Regions from separate parts of the Mus musculus genome. Here regions 1 and 2 are each linked to region 3. A link is a loop called in an ENCODE intact Hi-C map of the cell type or tissue named here. Cell type or tissue: left cerebral cortex. All regions are shown on one strand. Region 1 holds the start of Pcsk1 (proprotein convertase subtilisin/kexin type 1). Region 2 overlaps Pcsk1 (proprotein convertase subtilisin/kexin type 1). Region 3 has its middle 55 kb from the start of Cast.

Region 1 (8,000 bases), 230 kb after region 3:
GGGAGAGAGAGAGAGAGAGAGAGAGAGAGAGAGAGAGAGAGAGAGAGAGAGAGAGAGAGAGAGAGAGAGAGAGAGAAAGTACAGAATACCCAAGATACAGTCCACAGAACTCCAAAAGTTCAACTAGCTGAAGGGACTGAGGACTCCTCAGCCCTCCTCACTGGAGGGAGAAGAAAGCAACCAATCACAAGTAGGGAGGGAGGAGGGAGGGAGGGACCTGGGAGAGAAAGTGGATAGACAGGAGGTTGAGGGGTTGTGGGGAGAGGGGAACCTGATCTGGTATTGGGTGAAAGAAAAGTACTGAAGCCCTGAGTGCCAGCAGAAAGAATGTAAACAGGCAACTTGAGGAGGTAGAAGGTTGGAATTCAGAATGTACCAGAGACCTGGAAGGCGAGAGACTCTCAAGAGTCAAAGGGAGGAACCTTAGCTGTAATGCCTAACATTGGGGAGAGGGAACTTATAGAGCCCTCCTCCAGTAGGAGGGGAGGGAGGTGGTTACCATCCCACAGTCAAAAGTCTCTCCCATATTTGTTCCTGTCTGAAAGAACTGCAGGGATGGAAAGGTCCAGTGACAAGCCTAAAATAGGATCCAGCTCAAGAGGAGGTCCCAAGGCCTGACATTATTACTGAGGCTGTGGAGCACTCACAAAAAGGTATCTATCATGGACACACCCCAGAAAACCCAAAAAGCAGCTGAAATAGTTAGATGCAGATATTTGCACCCAACCAGTGGACATAAGCTGCTGACCCTTGTGGTTGAATTAGGGAAAGGCTGAAAGAAGCTGAGGAGGAGGGTGATCCTGTAGGAGGACCAGCAGTCTCAATTAACCTGGACGGGAGATCTCTCAAACACTGGATCACTAACCAGGCAGTATATACCAGCTGATATGACACCCCCAACACATATGCAGCAGAGGACTGCCATGTCTGGGTTCAGTCAGAGAAGATGCACCAAACCCTCAAGAGACTAGGGGCCCCAGGGAGTTCAGAAGTCTGGTTGAGTGGAGGATGCTGGTGAGGACATCTCCATGGAGACAGAGCATGGGGAGGAGGAATGGAATGTGAAACAGTAGGAGGGTGAACAGGGGCTGGGAAGGAATAAAATCTGGAGTATAAATAAATAAATAAATGACTATTTAAAAAAAAGAAGTCTGAATTTGCTAGTATGTTCTTAAAAGGCAAAATTAAAACATGTGTCTCCACAAAAAATAAAAAGAAAAGAAGAAAGGAAGAAAGAAAGAAAGAAAGAAAGAAAGAAAGAAAGAAAGAAAGAGAAAGAAAGAAAAAGAAAGAAAGAAAGAAAGAAAGAGAAAGAGAAAGAGAGAGAAAGAGAGAGAGAGAGAGAAAGAGAAAGAGAAAGAGAAAGAGAAAGAGAAAGAGAAAGAGAAAGAGAAAGAGAAAGAGAAAGAGAAAGAGAAAGAGAAAAGCTTTGTAACTATTTGCAGCAATTCAAACCAAAGTAGGGCTACTTTGGGAGACCCCTGATTACTTAACACGTTAGGAAATCACACAAGAGTGTCATTTGGACAAAGGTTTGTTAACTATTATCAGTGCTTTTCAAAGTCTAATTATGTTAGCACCAACAAGAGCTGGATAAAAATACAGTAGTTTCTGGGCTTCTGGTAAAGGCCTGGATTAGTCTGGTACAGGTCTAATTAGCTCCCAAGAGATCCTTGTAATGCTGATATGTAGACCACACTTTGGGAAGCAAAGAACTTGCTAACTGACCTTCTTCAGTGTTCCAGCCAACAGTTCTTGGGAGGAAGAGAGGATGCAGAAAGTTAAGAGTTTTCCTTGCACACACTGTTACTTGAGAGCAAAGGTGTTAGAAGCATTTCCTGGACGCAAGTGATCTGATACAAGTCCATTCAGTAAATGCACATCTTTGAAGAATCTTTTCTAAAGAGAGAAAAGTTCTTACTAAATGTTTGTATATAAAATAAATGGAATGATCCATTTTCATCAGAAAAGACCAGTTATTTTCAACAATTGAACTTAGTAGTGCTTACTAGTTCCATTTTAATAATTCTATATTAAATTCAAGAGTATAAGTATTGGTCTAATTTATTCAACAAAAGTCCTTCAGAATTATTCATCTACCCTCAAACCTTTTTTGTGCACAAGCTTTGCTTTGTTATGCTACCATTTATACAGAATAGTTCTTTCCAACTGGCTGAATCATCAGTGTCCCTCTACCCTGGGGAATGCCAGGAAAGCACCGTCTGTGACTAAACCAAGCAGAAAAGAATTCTACAATACCAAAATTTATTTTAGAGACCTACTCCAAGCATGCCCCTCACTGACATGTAGTAACCATCCTACCAGGCGCAGTATCACTTGGTGTCTCCAAAATCACTCTCCTCATATGTTAAATACTTCTAACACTTCTATTTGTGAAGAAGCTGGTAATCTCACTATTTTTCAATTTATACATTCAATATTATTTTATTCTACTTTGTATAGAAAATCAGGTAGCTCCTGAATCTATAAATTTCCTCACATGGAATTACGATAGTTAATATGACAAGAAAACATGATATTTTTTTAAATCAAATAACTAAAGGCTACAAGTTTTGGTTGGTTTTAGTCATTTCACACTCTACCTTATAAACATATTTCATTTTTGGCAACATCAAAAGTATGAAAATTTTGTTATTAAAGCATGCCATAATAAAAACACAGTTCTGTATAGTGTCTGAATTATTCTCTTTTCTATACAAATAAGTTCAAGATGCTATTAAAGTATTTTATGGAAAAATGGTATTTCACTTCAAATATAAAACTCAAGATAAGTTGTCTTGATGGGATTATACTTATTTATTGATTTTAAGTTATCTATATTCAATTTTCATATTATTAAAATATTGGATTTCACATTCTTATTATAATGGTATCCTATAAGGAAATTATCTTCCATAAATTCTATACACCAAGTATTCAGATTTACTCCAGTCTGTCCCAATGTGCCACATAGATATTATTTTCTAGGTTGAGAAACCCACTAATGAAATGTTGCTTCTACTACATATCCTATTCCAAAACACCTTCTGCTTTAATTACAGAATCAACATGTAGTAGTTTTTACCCATAGAAAACATTTAAATTGACACAATATTGGGAAATATTAAACTAAGTTATTTCATTGACATCTATTTTTATTTATAAATAACATTGTGTTTTGCTACCCAGGCTGTACTGAAGCCATCCTCCTCCCTCAACATTCTTAATTATTTCCGAACACCTTGGAAGAGTATTATTCCAAGTCTGGAAATGTTCTTTTTGGTTGTTCAATTTGTAGTAAACAAATTGCATATTATTTCAGGCTGCATATTTAATTTTATAGAAGCATACGTTTTTATAAATTTGCTTTCTAAGGTCAAACAGATGTCATGACCATAGGAACTTATTCTTTCTTTAACACTAACCTTGCACTTATTTCTTTTCCAAACATCCGATAAGTCATTAACTGAATCACTGGGCGTTGGGAGCAGTCATGGTGAGCATTCCATAATAGAAACATGGTTCTGTTCAATATCTGAATTATTCCCTTCTCTATAAAAACTAGTAAGATCACAATGCTACTGAAAAAAATTTAAGTGCTAGAGTGTAGATCCCAGCATCCTGAAAAACAACAAACAAACAAACAAACAAAAAACTAGGTCCGGTTTAATCTCAGGGCTATGAAGGACAGAAACAGGGGATCACTGAGGCTTGCTGAATGACAGCCTAGCCCAGGTTCAGTGAGAGACCTTGTCTCAAGGGAAATAAGGCAAAAAGTGATAGAGTAGGACACCCAACATTGTGTTCTGGCTACATACAGTATACACAAACACACGTGTCCGCGCCCCCCCCCCCCCCACATACCCTACTGAACCCTTCATCAAGTCTTGCCTCGTTTTCATATAGTGGAGACCATCTCTTGCTTCTTTTCTCTGTTTGTTGTAGTCCCCTTTCCCTGTAGTCTTCCTTTTCTTGCTTTATGCCATGCACCCTCCCCCATCCTCCACTCCCACTCCCTTTAGGAGGTTAAATAATCTTTTTCAGAAAAAAAAAATACACCTCTCAATTTCTTTTCCTTGCCAAGTAGGCCCGGTGAACAAGATGCACATAGTAACCATCATGACCCTCATCAGACTTCCACTAAGGCTTCCTAGTTTGCTGTTCAAAGGAGGGAAAGACCCAGGTCAAACAGAAAGCTGCTGAGAGCTGGCCAGGGCAGCAGCGCCCTTTCTGCTCAGAAGGCTTTCATAGAGGCACTGAGATTATCGCTGTCCACACATCGGTGCTGAATATTAAAGGCTGGGGTTTGCTCTCCTCTGTTCAATCCCTCCAGTTAGAGTCCATCAAGGCAGTATGATTGCTGTTTCGAAGGTGGGCATAGGGACGTTCTCTTATTCTCCCTCTAAGGGCAATCTGTATTCCACAAAGATTCTTGCTGTATTTTATGTGAAAGTACCAGCACAGCTTCAAGTCAGTGCCAAAGTTAAAATCTCCAGTGAGGGAAAAATAGAAAGTTCTGGGTTAATGAAACTTGCCACCTCCCTCACTGAGTCGATATGAAAGTCTTTGGGGCTCTGAACCTCCTCGTTGAAAATTTAAAACATGTTTCTATGTTAAAAACTCATGTTGCTAATCAATCAGTCTTCCTTTTCTCCTTTTTAATGTAAACACTGTAATGATGGTGGCCCTGGGCTCCAAATGATCTGGGGTCGAATTTTAGAAACTGCTTTAGTAGGGGTCAGAAGCAAGAGAGGAGGAATTACGAGTGATTTAAAACGCACTATAAAAATGTTGTTTCAACACTGTGTAGAGGAAGTGCTTATTTCCTTACAGGATTTGAAACAATGCATCAGGTAGCTTCGCTCCTCTGCTCCCAGCCTCTGAAAGATCAAAACACGAGTCCTAGATTGTGTCTGTTTTATAACAAATGCTGATACTCAAGAACCATTATAAGAATTCTATCATCACCAGGCACATTCATAGGAGATATAAGGTAAGATAGAGAAAATAGATGGAAGGCGGGGGTGGGAGGTAGGGAGTGAGGGGTAATTGTTGTGCTTCCTGCCTTGGGATCTTGGTAGTTATATTCAAATGAGGCGGTTCTCTTTGAAGAATGGAGATGTTTCTCACAGCTACAGTATTTATGAACAGGCAGCAGAACTGACCGATCCCACCAGTTTCTTTTCCTTTTCTTAATCCTTCCCTGCCTATTTTAGTCACTTCTCCACCCCGCCGGGAATACCATCCAGTTCTCAGTCCAGGTAGATCTGACGTCAAGAGATGGCTTTCGTCGATTTGACGTGTAAACACTCATTTCTATTCTGGTTGGTAAGGCTGGGGCTCCACTCAGTCGGGAGACTGAAGCACTTTAGTGAGCGCTCGCTCTCGCCGCCCAGCCTCTCCCAGTGAGCCTCTAGCTCTAGTAGAGCAACCCAGAGCCAGGAGAGGTTTTAAGCTGCTGGGTGGAAAGGTCGAGTCTAGCTGGTGTGTCTCTGATCTTGCTTCTTTTCTCCCAGCCCTTCCTACTTGTGTGAGAACAAGGTTTTGAGCCATGGAGCAAAGAGGTTGGACTCTGCAGTGTACTGCTTTCGCCTTCTTTTGCGTTTGGTGTGCACTAAACAGTGTAAAAGCAAAGAGGCAGTTTGTTAATGAATGGGCGGCGGAGATCCCCGGAGGGCAAGAAGCTGCCTCTGCCATCGCCGAAGAACTGGGGTATGACCTTTTGGGTCAGGTAAGAGTTTCCACTTTCGAAAAACTTTCTGGGGCTTAAGGACTCTGGTAGGGCTAAAGTGAAGTGGGAGCCGCTTGCGCTACCCGGCGCCCAGTGTCGCAAGCAGCTCGGAGAATCCTCCCCCTGCTCGCGCTTTTAGAGGAGAAATGCTTGCATTATTTACTGTTTGGGCTGGGCGCCGCTAAACAAGAGGAAGCTGCTCAGCCGACACTGTTCTCTCTGTTGTTGGCTCTAGACTTGAAATCCTCTTCCTCGAGGTTTGGAAAATGAAATAAAAAGCCTTTTACGTTTGTTCGGGGAACTTGAAGGTGCACAGGGGCTCTCGTCTATCTTGGGAAAGGAAGTGAGCTCGGTCCCCTGGGACACAGGAGGCTTGCGGCCAGAGCTGACGCTTTCCTTCTTTTTCAATATGGCAGCACCAGCTCCCAGTACTGAAAACAGGGGACAGGCAGGCTTGAAGATTCCTGAGTGTAAGGGCGCGCCCAGCTGCTGGTACTAGTGACTCCCCAGTCAGGTGATGGTGGTGGTAGTTCAGAATCTGTAGGGGAAACTGGAAGGGGATTAGGTAGGGGAAAAAGTCCGAGCATCGCCAGTGGGGGAGTTCAGGATTTTCCCTGATAACTTGTGAAGTCTGAGCTTCCTAACTTTGCATGGCCAGTGTCTTAGCATGGTCTGGTTGCAGAAATGACTGTGGGGAAAGGATCTCTTTCTGTCTTGTACCTCGGCCGTGTGCACAAACATTTCCTGGGGTTTTCGGGTTATGAGATAAACTGATATTTGTCCAAGTGTATGCTGAATTAACAGACAGGTGGGGAGGGGTGCGCAGAAGCATTAAGTTGGAGTCTGCTTGGCAGAGCAGTCCCAAAAGAGAATCACAGAGGGTGTGATTTCTAATCTGAGCATTTCTTTCCCTTGAAATGGAGTCAAACCCCTCACCATTGCCAGGGAAATTGTCCACAGTTAAGGGGGGAGAGGAGGGAGTAACGAGTTGTAAAACATTTTGGCGCGTTTTCTATTCTGGAGGTGGTGATTGAGACTCTGAAGTCACAGATGAGTAATCGGCGTAGGCAGTGTCTATTTCATACATCAAATCCACTAGGAAATATTCCTTCTCTAGCCAGAGGCTTCATTCTCTAACTTTGTGAGCTAAATGGTCCTGAAAGACCCAGCATGAAACTCAATAAAATTCCCAGAGCCTTTCTGAACAGTTCCAGGCTGTGCCTTAGGGACTGAAGACTAAAAGGAGGATAAGACATGCTAAGGACAATGGACCTGAATGCAATTTGTGTGAGAGATGTTGTAGTTGGTGGTTTAATTCAGCATGTTTTTTGATAGAAGGGGGAAAGGTAGAAGGGAATTTGGGGGGGGGGCATGAAAAAAAGCTACGGAAAATATCTACTACACAGGAGTTGAGTAAAGTCTGAGGCTGCCAGAAGAACATGGTGAGTAAGATTGGAGAAGTCACTCCAGGCATAGAAAATAGTTTACAGGGGAAACAGACACAAAGCTGCTTCGTATTGTTTGGTTATTGTGTATAATTCTTGAACATTTGGGAACCAAAGAGAGAGAGTAGCTGATGGAATTTTCCAGGTGGGTAATACAAGCATCATGGAAATTTGTATGTCCTAGGTGGGAGAGGTGGTATTTAGTCAGCAGCTTGATATTTGTGATGGGAAAAGAAAGAGAACATAAGACTCTCCTCCCCCACACGCCACACATCAATGTCATACACACATCTACACCTAGACCACTATGTATAAAAAGTATTTTTCAAAATAAACTAGCTTCCCTCTAGTCATTTTTTTGCTAAAGTGTCAAATTCAATAACAAAAGTTTCAAAAAAATAATTTGCAAAAGACTAGCGGTGCTTTCTTGGCTCTGCTTACTTCCCATTTTGTCCAGCATCTCTAAAACCCTACTAAGACAAGCATCCTAACATTGCAGCCTCATGTCAAAGATAGGACAAGGGTAGAGACAAGAAGCACAGCTAACTGATGGTAGAAACAGAGCTCTGCAACCCTAACCTTGTCTCATGGCTTTCAACACCTCCTCCCAGCCCATCTAAGGCTCTCAGAAGATTCTCTGCCCAAAGGTTTGCTTTGGAAACAAGCCTCAGAATTTCTACTGAAAGTGGTTTTCTCAGTGATGAGAACTTACAACTTAAAGAACATATTTTTTTTTTTTAAAAAACAATACAATCGTCTATCTTTTAATTAAAAAAATAGGCATTAATGATTTAGTCAATTCATGTTTTGTACTCTTTTATGTA
Region 2 (8,000 bases), 250 kb after region 3:
GGGGAGGGGGAAGGGATAGGAGATTTTCAGAGGGGAAATCAGGAAAGGGGGTAACATTTGAAATGTAAATAAAGAAAATATATAATTAAAAAAATAAAAAGTTAAGTTCTCATGTTAATAATCCAAAAAAGGAGTTACAGCACCCATCAGAAATAGTAGTTATAAATAGATGAGTTTTTGTGTGCAATATGTATGGAATGGCTAGGTATAATAAGTGTGCTGTTATCATCACCTCCATTTTATAGTTGATGAAAATTAGGCTTGGAGGGGTGAAATAGTTTCTTCAGTGTCAATACAGTTATAAAAAAATGAGAGCTGAAATGTTTCTCTTTCAAATACACTTCAAAGGATTTTGTTATTGTTGTTTTTGTTATTTTCAAACAGGGTCTATAGTCCAGGCTGTCCTTGAACTCACTGTGTAGCCAATGATGGTCTTGGATTCTGGATTCCCTCACTTGCCTCATCATCCAGCTGCTGGGATTGTAGATACTACCTTGTTTAGCAAAGCAATTCTCAAAAAAAACCTACATGACTTTCTTTGCTCATGAAAATTATGTATTCATTCCCTCCCCGTTTCCTAGTAAATAATAGTGTGAAAACATAAAGCTGCACAGCCCACTGAATTATTAACCCAAAGCCGGGAGTAACCAGGTATCTGTCTGTCTTGCTCAAATTGCTTTTTCCCTCTTGGCTCTTAGATTCATGAGTCTGGTGATGGGTGACAGAGTGTTGAAAGGCACAGAGAGCTCTCTCCTGTTTGAAAAACTAGCTCCTTCAGCAGGGAAATCTGTCACAGTAATTTCATCCTTGAGATTATTTAGAAGAAAAGAAAGAATGTTCCTTGAAAATATTTCTCAGCAAGCATATAAAAGAATAGCCTGTGGGTTACGTTTTATCCAAGCTTAGAAACACCAGCTCCTTCTCTCCATTGGTTTCCTATTGTAGATGGATCTTTTCCTGATCAGGGATAGTTTCTCATCAGGGTTCTTCTATGAGAGGTTGAACCACAGCCATCATGGCACAGTCAGGAGCGGGTGTGGTGACAGGAGGACTCTTGGGTTTTATTTTTCATTCTAAAAGCTCTCTGTCATCTGTCACTTTGTTAGGATGCTAGAGGGAAAGGAGACACTTTTAATGTTACAGAACTACTGTAGCCTTATAATGTTATAGTATATATTATAATGTTACAGAAATTCTGGTATTTCCTCTGGTAGTATGATGTCACTTACTTTGGATTTCAATATTACTGGCAACAGCTTTTAAACATCAACAGCAGCAACAAATCGCGGCTGCTTTATAGTACATAATACTAAGGCAAGAAAATTCACAGAAACAGGATTTCGTCCCCTGGGTGCTATTAGGAACCACCTCACAACAAGTGTTGAACAACCAGTGACTACTTTGGGTATTTTTGTTGTGGTGGTGGTTTCGTTTTGTTTTGTTGTTTCAGAAAGTCCCTTAAGACCGTGATTGTTACGAGTGTTTTATTTTTCTCTGTGGACACAGTGACATTCCTGTTATATTTCTCTTGTGTTGCTTCTTTGCTTTGCTTAGGCATAAGAATGCTGGATGGCATTGTAACTGATGCCATTGAGGCTAGTTCAATTGGATTCAACCCTGGCCATGTGGATATTTACAGTGCAAGCTGGGGCCCTAATGATGATGGAAAAACTGTGGAGGGGCCTGGCAGACTAGCCCAGAAGGCATTTGAATATGGTGTCAAACAGGTGAGATGCTAACACAGACTCACATGAAACAATGAGGCGGGGAGAACACTTATGTTATAGGGAAAGATATGATAAACTTTGAAGAAAAGCCTTTCACAACTTTAAATGCACTTAAACAACTAAATCATTCTTCAGAGAAATGGATGTTCAAAATTAAGAACACTTCCACATGTGGGTCTAACATGGTGCAAAGATTCATTACTTTTAGAATATTTATATTTAATGTATTTCTTGAGGCTATGGAGTCAAAATGTCCTGGTTGATTATCATGAAAATTTGAGTTTGGGCCTCAGCATCTTAGTATAAAACCAGGAAGGATGGTGCTTACATTCCCAGACCGAGGCAGGGAAACAGGCAAAGATTCCTGATGTTCTCTGGCTAGTCATGCATTGATGAGAGACTGTCTCAAATAAACAAGATGGATTTAAAACAAAACAAAACAAAAAAAACCAAAAAAACTAAGTGGGGGATGGAGAGATGGCTCAGTGATTAAGAGCAATGACTGCTCTTCCAAAGGTCCTGAGTTCAAATCCCAGCAACCACAGACACCCAGACACCCTTTTCTGGAGTGTCTGAAGGCAGCTACAGTGAACTTACATAAAATAAATAAACAAACAAACAAACAAACAAATAAATCTTTAAAAAAAACCCTAAGTGGATAGTGCCTCAAGAATGACAGTTAATGCTGACCTCAAGACTCCACACATACAGCACACATACACATGTATCTGAACATACACACACACACACACGTACACACACATGAACACATGGAAACATGCAGATGAACCTGCACACACACACACACACACACACACACAAATGCTTTTGGACATATGTCTCATTTTTCTTCAAAGTCTTTTACTAGGTAACTTAGCCTTCTTCCAATTGCTGTGAGAGTTCATTCTTGAATGTAGCAACATCCTGCCCTCTACATTACATGAGTACCTGGAATCCTTTCATCCCTCATATGTTGCTCTTTCTCGTGAGCTAACTACATTGTTGGACAGATTTTAAGACCTTGAACTATGCAGGATGAGACAAAAGTAGAAGCTTTGGAGAGCACCAATTGAAATATCACAGAAAGAGTGGCCTTGACGAGTTCCATTCAAACCAAGAGTCTTTTTAATGCAGCTGCAAGGCAGATCTGAATAATGCCTGATTTTGTCATTCTATCAGTCAGCCAGATGATTCAAGCAGAAACAGAGGAAGTTCAAAGATTCAAGTCTAGTGACATAATGAAGAGAAGAGTGAAAAATTTATAATTCATATGTTAAAGGCTGCATTATAGAATCTAGGATAAAGAAGAAAGGAAAAGCCTAGATCCACCCCACTGCAGAGAAGGCCCTGAAAACAGAAGGCAGGCAGGGATACTCTGCTTCTGGTCTGAGAAACACAATATGACAACCCTTGAAACCTTGAAATTAAAGACAGATTACAAAGGATTGTCTTTGAGAATACTGTGCATCTATCTTCTGATCGTTTTGAAGAGCTTGCTGGTAACCACAATTGATGATAATAGATTGTTATACATTCTCTCTTTTCTTTCAGGGGAGACAAGGGAAAGGCTCCATCTTTGTCTGGGCTTCAGGGAATGGGGGTCGTCAGGGAGATAACTGTGACTGTGATGGCTACACAGACAGCATTTACACCATCTCTATCAGCAGTGCCTCCCAGCAAGGCCTGTCACCTTGGTATGCAGAGAAGTGTTCTTCCACATTGGCTACCTCCTACAGCAGTGGTGATTACACAGACCAGCGAATAGTAGGTTGCCTTGTTTCTGTGTCTCTCTTGAAGTAGAGAAGAATAAGACATACTTTCAGAATGACCCTCTTCCCTGACCTTTGTGGGAAATGATTTCTTTCCGCTTGACGTATCAATTGGGGGGACCACTGCTTACTCTCTTGAAAGACTAGCATATATTGGAAAGTTTCTCTCAGGAATAATGGCACTTCTGCCAAGATGATCTTCCCTGTCATTGTTTAACTCAGGTCTGAGAAGCCACGAAACCTGTCATTACATGCAGCAAACACTCCAAATGCCTTCTGCTTGTCTGATGCCTCCCTGGAAACAGCCTGAAAGAAGATTTCAGGGTCATAGGGCTTAATCACCCTATGCTTACTGATACTCTAATAATAGGGATATAGTCTGACTCAACCACTAGCAAATGATAAAAGTATAGACTCTATACCAGTAATATCTCCTAAGAACAGATAACCTACATGAAAAAAAACAGTCTCAATTTTGCCTGGGATGAACTCCTCAGCCTCTGGGGAGCCTCTGAGGAAAGCAGCTCAAGGAGTTATATGCTTAGATCTCCTCCAGCCCACGCCTGCCTGTGCCTTCACTTCCATGAGTCATGAACAATTATTGAATTTCCCTTCAAGGGCATAATGAAGAACTGTTTGGAGGCTTTGAGAACAGAGATGGGTACTTTCAAACGTCTAAAGCCTCAAATTTAACCAGGTTGATTCTATGTAGATCCTAATCTCAATAAAATAGCAGGCTGTGAACCAGTTAATAACTACAAAGCTTTGGGGGGTTGCCAGTAACCCCAATAGCTTATGATAGGATGTTATACATTTTGTTCTTTGTGGGAGAAAAAGGGCTTCATCATTGTCTGGTCTTCAGTGGATGGGGGCTCTGGAATATATGCATCATTCTCACTAACAACCCTAAAAAAGCCTAAGCAGTACCAATATGTGGTTTGCACAATATCAGTGTTTATAGCTCTTTCTGTACCTAGGCAGAAGAGCCGTGTTGTCTCCACTGGAAGGTGCTGGCCTTCCTCTCATGCCATATGTTCAGTTACTTGAATAATAAACAGACTGTGACATTCTAGTCAAGGGTTCTTTGTAGTAGACACACTTTATAGCTTTAGAAAGGGACATAGCAGACATGTCTACTTGGGTGTCAGAGCCCCTGGCTGTTTCTATTTCTGTGGCATCCAGAGCTGACTTCAGAAAATGGCCTGGTAAGCACTTCAATGTTTCTACTGCATAGACTCCCCCTCATCTGGAAGCCCTTGCACTAAAGCAGAGAAGAGATTTTTCACCTTTGTAGAGATTCATCCTTAGGTAAAGCTGCTCTGGCAGAGACAGCTGGTGGATTCTATTTGAGACAGTTGCAATAACAAGCTTTTCTTACGTAAACCTTTTCCGGTATAGTCATCTCTAGGGACTTATTTTCATCAACAGGTATAAAGGGCAGCTTGACTTGCACAACACTCTGAGAAGCAGAGCCACCATAACTTGAGAAATCCTAGGACACTAAGTGGGAAACCAAAGGAAGTGATAATAGAACACATTATTTTTTTACACCTCCCTCCTACACATTGAAATCTCTAGCTAAAACTGAAGCACTGAAGCTTGGGTGTTGTCTGGTTAGGAATTTTTGGCCCTGCTGTTTATTCAGCCAGCAGACTAACTGGAAGTCTTTGTGGTATTTCTGCATATCTGCATATGGTATATCTCCATAGCCTCTTTATTACTCTAAAGCTAGCCTACACAGTTCCTTGCATGCACTAATAATATTAACAGATACTTTCACAAGGCAGGATCTCATTTATGTCTAGAATGAATCAGGAAATATAAATTCCATGCTGCTAATGTGAAGAGCATATAACATGACTGTGGGTCACATCTAATACACAGCAGTTTTGTAATCTGAACCCAGAACTAAGTGTGGGTTAATTTTTTTAACGTGACCAATCGTATTTAAAGGTAGAAGACACAAACTTGTAGCTTTCCAACCAAGTCAACAGTTAACGCAAAATCTATTCTAAGTAAGTTTTGTTCAAATGTCTCTGATCAAGATGTCATTATATTCCTCTATTACAGAGGCAGACAGATGTCAATCTCAAGGCCAAAGGGAATGCTGTTTGAGTTAAAATTTCTAAATATGCTCAACCATGTTCAATGGACCTGATGATTAATGGACTGGCATGATTCACAGTGACTTAGAAACAGTTCCTTTTTTTATAGACACATTTTGTTTGGGAATCTCAGAAGAGAAAATATTCATAGTGGGAGTACTTCATCCCCAGGAAAGGCAGCTTGATGCCAGAATTATAGACAAGTTGCACATAGAGGAGAGCAAAGTAAAATATCAGCAGATGCCAAATCTTGCTTGAAAAAAGAAAGTAGAAAATCAAATCTTGTGCTTCTTGGTCATAGGAGATGCAGACTTCAGTCTGGCTACCCCTACCATGCTCTTCATGTCTCTACCTTTCTCTCCTTCGTTCCAGACAAGCGCTGACCTGCACAATGACTGCACAGAGACCCACACAGGCACCTCGGCTTCAGCACCCCTGGCTGCTGGTATCTTTGCTCTGGCCTTGGAGGCAAAGTAAGGGCCAAAAATCTGGTCAGCTTGACAAAGACAGCTTTTCATGTTGTTGTCTGAATATGTGATTATAGGAGAAATTTTGAACAACTTCAAAAACGACAAAATCCAGATAATCCTGCCACTTTGAAATTATTATTATTGATGCCTCAATGTAGATTTAAGAAACATACATCTCATTGCATATTATTTTCTAATATTTTCTAATATATTAGAAATACTGTCTCACATCTCAGTCAATACTCCTTGGCTTTCTAAATTCATGTTCCTCCCTAGTATCTTCCTGGGTAACAAACTGGCCCAATCAGCCAGAATTCTGTCTAAATAATTTCCTCAGAGTGATGATGAGAACAAATGTGCTTTCTGCAGAAAATAAAAACTTCATTCTGGAGCTAATATAACTAGATAAGATATGATAATCGAAAATAGGATTTTTATGTTTTCACAATATTTCAAATCATAAACACAAATTTTAGAAAAGTCATGTCATGTCATTATAAATATTGACATCTCTTATGTGTTCCTCAGTATGAACACCCAGAATTGAGAGTCTTGAGACAAATAGGAGATGCATTTTAATGATTTTGATGCATATTGACAAGTTGTTTTCTTGAAAGCCACATCATGTTGTATTCTCCCCAGGAGGATATGGGTGAAAGCTCAAGTTTCTAAAATAAGTACTGACATTCTTTTCCTTTATAGTGCTTGCTGTGTGAAGGAAATGGCATCTTGTTAACACTGGGTCTCATTACTGATGAGGCTCAGAATTTATGTCCTTTAGCAAGTTGCCCTGTGATACAGCCTCTTTATGGCCCTGGTTTTGTTTTATAAGCTTGGCTTCAAAGATCCATTAATGCTCTATCAGTTTGACATTTACCTTCAGTTTTGCTCACAGGTAACTTTAGTGTAAGAAAGCTAATAAGTATACAGCCATGTTTGCCCCTCTGTTTCTCTAGAGCTTCTTTCTTTAAAAGTCTCCCAAATCAAAATTAGATTAAAATTTGTGGGTTCTTTTTTTGTTTTCTGTTTTTGTTTTGTTTGCTTGTTTGTGTTTTCTGTAGCTCCTTTACTATGCTTAAATTCTAAATACCTCTGGCCTTTATTTTAGTATATGATGTTTAAAAATGGATTTAGCAACATTTTTACTTCACAATAGTTGTTCAACATTCTAACACTTAACACAGAAGGGGAAAAAAAAAACCCCACCATGTACTTCACACCTACTTCCACAGTTCACTTTTCTTTATTCCTGTCTTTTGATGTTTGGTGACAAAAAACTAACCTAGCTAAAAGAGAACACAAGGGCCTCCCACATATATGGTAGACTATGCTCACTGGAACAGAACAGAGCAGAACAGAGCAGAGCAGAACAGAACAGAACAGAACAGAACAGAACAGAACAGAACAGAACAGAACAGAACAGAACAGAACAGAACAGAACATGTTGTCCTTTGTGCCACATGGAAAAGTCCTGAGAGGCTGAACCTTTGTCTGGTGAAGCTCTAAAAGTCCCAGGGTACCCTGATGAGATGGAGGTGGAATTTCTGATCATCAGTACTGAGAGCCAGCATAACCCCTGCCTAGGGTCTCACCCAGTGTCTGCCTACTGAGAAGAACTAGAAGGATGTTTAAGATGTTTGAATAAGTTGGGCTTTTTTTTTTCTCAATATCTGTCAGATGCATAGCAAACCAGGCCAAGGTCATTTTGGTTTAGTGACCAAATACATCAAAGGTATCACTAAGATGAGTACTTATAATGCTATTGTCCAAACACTGAAATTTATTTTTATTTATATGTATTCATGTGTAGACTACATGCCTGCAGTGGCTCTGAGGGCCAGAAGAGGGCATCAAACTCCCTGGAGCTGGAGTTATAGGCAATTACAAGCTGCCTGACGGGGTGCTGGCAATAAAATGCACATATTCTTC
Region 3 (8,000 bases):
TATCTCATTCTACATGTGATAAAATTAAATTTAAATAATGAAAACCAAGTTATTACAGTAGAGTGTGGCCATTATAAGTATTTAGCTTCAATCTGTCTTTTTCTTAATGCATAGCATTTTACAAGTGTTCAATAAATATTAATCAGGTCAGTAAGTGAATAAGTAGAGGAAAATGTTGAAAAGAAATGCATGGCATCTGAAGTAATGCTTAATATTGTGCTTTTAAATATTATTACTACTCACAATTTTATCCACTATTGAATCCATTTTCAGTAAGGATGAATATTACTTTTTACATTAAAAGCAATCAAATATAAAATCATCTCTAACACAGCTAAGAACCAATGAGACCAAACATACACACACACACACACACACACACACACACACACACACACACACACATGATCTACTGTAATATGTAAAAAAGAGGCATTTTTCAATAACAAAAACTTAGCATGCAGATATTATTCTTTGGAGAGTAGCAAAATTTTCCTAGCAACATAATTGGCAAGGAAGCCAAACTTAATGTTTGCTAACACCAATAGTTGGTGGAGAAAATTACATTTAACTGTTAACTATATAAGAAGTCCAAACCATAATGAGACTGATAGGAGACAGAAACAGTGTGAGACATGGAAGCACAAGAGTGGTGGTGATGTCAGCATTGCACCGAAGATCTTGCAAGTCTCCATTGAGAACATACTTCAAAAACATAAGAAATGAATTTATAATTTTGAGTCAACGTGGAATGATCAAAAGAGGAACCAAATATGGAGAAAGTGGATGGTTTATATACGCTACTAAACGGGTCATTAGCTATGATCCTTCTCTTTTGCTAAAACATCCTGGACAGGGGACAACTCCATTTTTGAAATCTATTCTCTCTTTCTCTCTATCTCTCGTGTTCAAAGTCTAATTCTTTATCTTCTTCTTCTGGGAATTCTGCCAGAGAAGGGAGAGGAGGCACAGTGGTAGCTACTGATAGTTGCTCCCCTATGCCCTGCTTTTTAAAATTCCTCAATTCCTCCTCAACTTGTCTGATTCATTCATTTATATAGTTGCCATTCCTACTTCTAGGAATTAAGGACAACATAAATGGACTTGAGCTCAGAATTTTTCTAGCATCTGTTTTTTTGTTGTTGTTGTTTTGTTTTTTACTCTTTTTATTTTATTTTAAGCCCTATTCCTCCCACCTGGAGCAGCTCTTGGCTGTGAACAGATTCTCTTAACCCGTATTCCTCATGTCTTGAGGGTTTCCTTGAGACTCCTTAAAAAAATTCATGTTTAGTTAATGCTTGTCCCATAGTCTAGCCACTCTTCCTACCTTTCTTGGATCTGTCTCACAGTGCGGGTGACACTGCAGCGATCTCTATGCGGATCTTCACTCACTTCCTGATGAAGCGGTGGTCCAGTGAGAAGAGTGGTCTCTCTCAGACCCCAGACCCAGAGGCCACACGTTGGGCGCCAGCTTGTCCCGACCTGCCGACCTGCAGGGATAATCAGCTGGGACATAGGGCAGGGAAGAAAAGGAGGGACAAGGAAGAATGAGAGCAAGTCAATTTCCTGATCAAGCTCTGAAAAACTTTATTCAGACGTGGTAAGATAAGCATAAGCAAGAGGAGGCTCCAAGGGAGGGGGAGAGAGCTGTGGGGGCTCTCTGAAGGTCAGGTGGCAATGTTCAGCTTCTGGAACCAATGGTCACAGTGTCCTCTTTACCCACAAACATACTTTCTGTTATGACCATGAATGCTTTCTCAGGACTGTTTACGTAAGCTAGAAATTTTCCCCAAGGCCATGGTTGAGGCCATGGCTCCTCGCAGAGAACATACTTCAAAACCATAAGAAATGAGTTTATAATGTTGAATCAACATGGAATGGTCAACAGAGGAACCAAGTCTGGAAAAGTGGGTGGTTTATATATGCTACTAAAGGGGTCATTAGCTATGATTCACTTTTTACCTAGACAGCCATTAGGTAGGAATCATTAGGTGTTCATCTTGGTGACTTTCATTTTTCTGTACTTTAATATTTAAGACTTCTTGAAAAGGATACATTATTTCTATAGTAGAAATAGTGTTAAATGTATTTTCTTTCTTTCCTTCTAAAGCAGCAACTAATCTGGCCATTTGGGATATACATGTTGTTTCTTAGGACAGGCCAGAGTGGCTGGTCTGAGAAAGAATCCAATGAATGTACCCAGAGTGTCTTCAGAGTGCTTTTCAATTGGGTGGAGAAGAAAGAAACCTTATTTCTTCCTTAGTTGGAGCAGAGTGTGTAAGTTAAGAACTGTGAGCAGCCATGGTTCTAGCCAAATGGAAGAAAAACTTAATTCAACACCCAAAAAGCAATAGAGAGGGAAGCCAGTGACAGAAGTCCAGGTCCTAGAATCTCTATATATTCTTAAGTCTTCTCTAGATACCTAATCCAGAAAGTGCTTTGTCCCTTGATTTGTTTTTTCTGGATAATTTATTTTAATTTGGATTTCTGCTTTTTATATCCTCAGGAATCCCAATAAATATGTGATATACTATTTATTGATTTTTAAAATGTAAATGCCTAAAGGGAAACGGCCTTTCCGTTTATGTTCTGAATCAAAATATTTAGGGACAATTGCTACGCCACTGTCATTCAAAGCACCTCAGATACATACCCCTCCTTTTCTGGTTCTTTTCCACAGGGAACTCAGGGTACTTGAATGCTGATCTCTCTATCTGGAGTGACTTTTCCAGCTATTCTATGTTTGCCATATTCTTGGTATTGAGTTTCACTGAAATTCCACTTTTTAAGAAAAGGCTTTTCTTGTGTACATTGAACAGAGTGGCCTTCTCCAATGAGTTTATTTTACCACTCCTATTTTTGTAATATTTATTTATCTGTTGTGTGTCTCCCTCTCTAGAGCATGAAGCCTTAGCATGCACTATAATTTGTAAAGTGTTGAGTAGAAAAGTCATTAAGAACATACTGATTGCTGATACATCAATATGGCATAAAGCATGCATTGCACTCCTATATTACTGTGTCCTATGTCCTGAGCCCCACCCCCTTGCTCTCCCTAAGTCTGAAACCAGAACATGTCTTTTAATGTTCTTCCATACTGGCCAGAGTAACACTACCTGATTGTAGCAGGTGAAACTCTGCTACTCAGAATGGTTGAGAATAATCATTATAGACAGATCCCTAATGCAGAGAAGAGTATAAAGCCATAACAATTGGAGTCCAACCCTCAAATCAGAGAAAGTGAAGACCTTGGCTTCATGGGTCATTAACTGCAATTTCTTTGTTAAAACACTAGATGGCAGCTGACTATGATGTTGGATAAAACAGTGATTTTCATTGTAGTATTTACCAAATGCTGCATAACTTCTCTGATGATATTAAATATGCATACATTTTGATCATTTGACACGATGACAAAATTAGGAAGATGGTGTTGGCCTTGGTCTGTGAAGAGTTAAATATATTCTGAAACTTTATTTGAAAATGTAGAAAAGAAATGTGCTACTATATAATGTAAGAAAGCTAATTTGTCAGCTTCAGGTCTTCAATGAGAGAGATAGGAGAGAGAAAGGGGGGAGAGAGAGAGAGAGAGAGAGAAATACTCAAAAATGAAACTGAAATGCAACCTCTGCATTAGCAGTTTTGTACCTTTTAGATTAATAATCTAACCTAATAAATAATCGATTTCCTCTCTATATTCTCAGCTTAAATAAACACTATGGAGATAAGAAAAAACTTCCAAATATAAATTGATCAGAAAATCTATTGTTTCCTTAGGAATCTTGTATATGTAGTGTTGGGAGTAAAAACCTTAACTTTCTCTTAGATCCTAGAGGAAACAATTAATTAAGTATACCAATTAGGTATTTCTTTTTACGTATTAGAAATGTGAAATACTCTTCACCTGTTAATTAAAGGAGATCACAAAATATGATAAACACAATCTATTCTAATAAAGTTTCCCTTGTATTTTATGGTCTTTGAAAAGTGGTAGTAAAACAAATAATGGAAGCCAGGGGGATGGCAGTAGAGGCCCCAAGGGAAGATGGAGGAAGAGAAAGGGGAGGAGAGATAGTACAAAAGGGTGGAAAGATACATCTGGGAGAAGTGCTAGAGAGAAAACTGGAAGGGAAGGGCAGAGAGAAGCAAACACTATATGAAAGGTAGAGGGGGAAATGGAAGGCAGTACAAAATAGAAGAAGAGCAGATGGAAGCACTCCATAGACGGAACTCTAAACACAGGAAACAGGTAAGCATACCTGTGGTATCTTCACTGGGGCCGTCTCTCTGGGACTGTTACGGCTTCAAGTTTCAGAATAAAGTCTCCTTTAGGTACCTGGATGTTAGTTAATGAGGGAGTTGCTTACTTTTTAAGCCTGAGAAGCCTTTCTTTAAATAAATATGCATAAACCTCTTTCAGGTTCAGGTTTACTTAGAGGATTAGAGGCATAGAAAGGATATGCAGAAAAGGAAGGAAAACAAGAATTATAGAGAGCCAAGACAGAAAGAAGAGACTTTTGGGCAAGAACCCAATTCAAGTACTTGGAAGTCTTGTCACGAGAGCAACAGAAGGTATTTGTTCTTTTTACTACTTTTCCTCCACTCCCATTCCTTCATTTGAAAATGGATCCTTCTGTTGTTTCTGCCCTTAGCACAGGATTTCTCTGTCTCTGAATTCATCATTCATATAATGTTTAAACTGGCAAATTAACCCAGAGACCTTCAAAGCTTAGGTACAAAAATCTATATAAACTTTCTGGGTGACAAAGAGATGAAGAACAGATCCTAGAGACAAATTAACAGGGGAAGAACATTTCCCCCCCACATGCTTGGATGAATGATAAATGATAGTATTGTCTTCTAGTCATGTCTGAGTGTGAGTATAAGGATAGCGGGGAGACAGTCTAAGGGTCAAGTTCTAGCTTTAATGGAAAGAAATGATGGGAAAAAGGTAGACATGACTCTTATGCTGCAGGAGAAGAGGAAATTGACAGTACAGATCTGTACACTTTCCTTTAGGGAAACTGTAAGATCTCATTAAGCACAGGAGCTAGAGCTTATTTATAGAATAGCATAGCAGTTTTGTTATATCCGAGCAGTACAACCAAAGCTTTCTCACTCTGAGTGCTATACAAATTCTTATAACAATACAGCTTCATCCTCTAGGACAAGAACCTCTCTGGCTTTTCTTTGCTCTCTGATCCCCCAATCCCGTTTATTTACTGATGTGTCTGAAATGACTCAGCAACAGTCAGTGCTGAGCCATCGAGCCACTTGATTTCTCTCTTTAGCAACCCAGAGGAATGATGTCTACTTGGCTGGATCACGGTGGGGTCTGATTAAAGCTGTCTATATGAATGCCCAAGCACAAATGAGACACTAAATAAGTATGTGGTACAAAATAAGGAGGAAAGAAGGCAGTGGCTTGTGTGCTACTTGATACAAGGAAAGATAAATCATTTAGTGGAAAGTTTATCTGGGGGTAGAATATGAGGAGGGTGAGTCAGAGCAAACTAATAAAGGAGTGTGATGTTGGAAGATCAGGATGTCTCTGCTGCTGACGTTATTTGAGAGATAGAAGACTAAGTCTCTAGTGGGTGGCAATTATGAAGCTCCTGGGGCACTTTCTATAGCTGAGATGCTAACATCTGTGCCCTGCCTGAGACCAATTCTTATTTGTGCAGCTGCTGTCAGTAGGTTCTTGGCTACATGTCTATTTGTTTCTTTAATACATTTTCCGGCTCTTTGACGCTGCGGAGGAAGCATCCCCGAAGGCTCTCATAAGCCTGCCGTCATGTCTAAGTCAGAGTCTCCCAAGGAGCCAGAACAGCTGCGGAAGCTTTTCATAGGAGGGTTGAGCTTCGCAACAGCCGATGAGAGTCAGAGGAGCCATTTTGAGCAATGGGGAGTACTAACCGACTGTGTGGGAATGAGAGATCCAAACACCAAGAGATCCAGAGGCTTTGGGTTTGTCACATACGCCACTGTGGAAGAAGTGGATGCTGCCATGAATGCAAGACCACACAAGGTAGATGGAAGAGTTGTGGAACCTAAGAGAGCTGTTTCAAGAGAAGATTCTCACAGACTAGGTGCCCACTTAACTGTGAAAAAGATCCTTGTTGGTGGTATTAAAGAAGACAGGACAGCCAAGGCTATACAAAGAAACCCTGTCTCGAACCCCTCCCCACCAAAAAAAAAAAAAAAAAAAAAAAAAAAAAAGAACACACCAAAGAACATCACCTACAAGATTATTTTGAGCAGTATGGTGGGAAGATTGAAGTGATAGAAATTATGACTGACAGAGGCAGTGGGAAAAAGAGGGGCTTTGCTTTTGTTACCTTTGATGACCATGACTCTGTGGATAAGATTGTTATTCAGAAATACCATACTGTGAATGGCCACAACTGTGAAGTAAGAAAAGCTCTGTCGAAGCAAGAGATGGCTAGTGCTTCATCGAGCCAGAGAGGTCGCAGTGGTTCTGGAAACTTGGGTGGTGGTTGTGGAGGTGGTTTTGGTGGCCATGACAATTTTGGTCGAGGAGGGAACTTCAGTGGTCGTGGTGGCTTTGGTGGCAGCCGTGGTGGTGGTGGATATGGTGGCAGTGGGGATGGCTATAATGGATTTGGCAATGATGGAAGCAATTTTGGAGGTGGTGGAAGCTACAATGATTTTGGCAATTACAACAATCAGTCTTCAAATTTTGGACCAAAGAAGGGAGGAAACTTTGGAGGCAGGAGCTCTGGCCCTTATGGTGGTGGAGGCCAGTACTTTGCTAAACCATGGAACCAAGGTGGCTATGGAGGTTCCAGCAGCAGCAGTAGCTATGGCAGTGCCAGGAGGTTCTAATTACATACAGCCAGGAAACAAAGCTTAGCAGGAGAGGAGAGCCAGAGAAGTTACAGGGAAGCTACAGGTTACAACAGATTTGTGAACTCAGCCAAGCACAGTGGTGGCAGGGTCTAGTTGCTACAAAGAAGACATGTTTTAGATAATACTCATGTGTGTGGGCAAAAACTCCAGGACTGTATTTGTGACTAATTGTATAACAGGTTATTTTAGTTTCTGTTCTGTGGAGAGTGTAAAGCGTTCCAACAAAAGGTTTTACTGTAGATCTTTTTCACTCATGCTGTGGATTGCTAAATGTAATAATCTGATCATGGCGCTGAATAAATGTGTCTTTAAAAAAATAAATTTTCCATTGTACTTTGCGTAATTAGTATTTTATACAAGTGAGTGAAAGAAAGACCACAGTATATAAACAAGTCTCCTTTTCCTTGTTAGAACAGATAGATAAGTTCCTGGGAAGACTGTGTCATTAAGGAAGTTTGCAGAACACACAAAAATTAAAAGATATTCTGAAAATATTTTCCATAATGTGTCTTGATATTTATCTTTACTCAATGATATATATTAGGTCATTAATCCTGAGTGTGAATATACAGGCTTGTATCATCCCTGTAACTATCTCATAATGAATTGTGTCCCTTCACCAAATTTGTGTGCAAAAGCCATATCCACTAACATAACTGTATTTGGGAACAATATTAAACACATAAGTAAGGTTAAATGTGGTGTTCAGGGCATTGTGCTAGTCTGATGTCTGTGCATATAAGAAGAATCAACAAGAGCAGTCTTTCTTGGAAGGAACAGAATATGGGTCAGAACACAATAAGAAGTCACTGTCTACAAGCCAGGAAGCTAGGACTCATCAGAAACCAACCCTGCCAACACCTTAATCTCAGACTTCTAGTTTCCAGATTGAGATAAAAGCCTGTTGGCAATTGAGAATTCACTCCATGGTAGAGTAGAGTTTGAGTCTTCATTCTCCAGGGATTCTCATTTTGAATACCCAGCTGTGATGCATGCTTGCTACATTTGATATGTATGTATGTATGTATGTATGTATGTATGTATGTATGTATGTATTCATTTATTTATGGTATTTGGTTTTTGTTTTTCTCTCTCTCTCTTTTTTGGCATAACCTTTGTGAACATTAAGG

Evidence for each region. A loop is a pair of places that touch in the nucleus more often than their neighbours do. Peaks named below come from ENCODE experiments on the same cell type or tissue, not always from the same donor. Only the 100,000 strongest peaks of a DNase experiment are listed, where the experiment ranks them.
Region 1: it touches region 3 in a loop (3-fold over the local background); 3 of 42 quality-filtered maps call a loop at or near these places.
Region 2: a loop joins it to region 3, with 4 times the contacts of the local background. A loop is called at or near these places in 2 of 42 quality-filtered maps.

Annotation. Positions count from the first base shown.
Region 1 is chr13:75,084,511-75,092,510 of GRCm38, forward strand. Pcsk1 (proprotein convertase subtilisin/kexin type 1) reads left to right here and starts at 5,347. Exons shown (of 14, transcript NM_013628.3): 1 at 5,347-5,731. The coding sequence starts at 5,552. In left cerebral cortex, no CTCF peak of the experiment used is centred here; DNase peaks (open chromatin) are centred at 4,898, 5,314, 5,868, 6,109 and 3 more places; H3K4me3 peaks cover 3,068 bases; H3K27ac peaks cover 1,535 bases.
Region 2 is chr13:75,109,264-75,117,263 of GRCm38, forward strand. It overlaps Pcsk1 (proprotein convertase subtilisin/kexin type 1), which reads left to right. Exons shown (of 14, transcript NM_013628.3): 7 at 1,555-1,727; 8 at 3,279-3,491; 9 at 5,974-6,074. Among named protein-coding and RNA genes, the nearest start is that of Pcsk1, 23 kb to the left of the region's middle. In left cerebral cortex, a CTCF peak has its summit at 7,905 (motif pointing right); DNase peaks (open chromatin) are centred at 3,411, 3,746, 4,054, 4,817 and 2 more places; H3K27ac peaks cover 2,569 bases.
Region 3 is chr13:74,858,511-74,866,510 of GRCm38, forward strand. It overlaps the pseudogene Hnrnpa1l2-ps. Among named protein-coding and RNA genes, the nearest start is that of Cast, 55 kb to the left of the region's middle. In left cerebral cortex, a CTCF peak has its summit at 3,286 (motif pointing right); DNase peaks (open chromatin) are centred at 3,270, 5,265 and 7,009.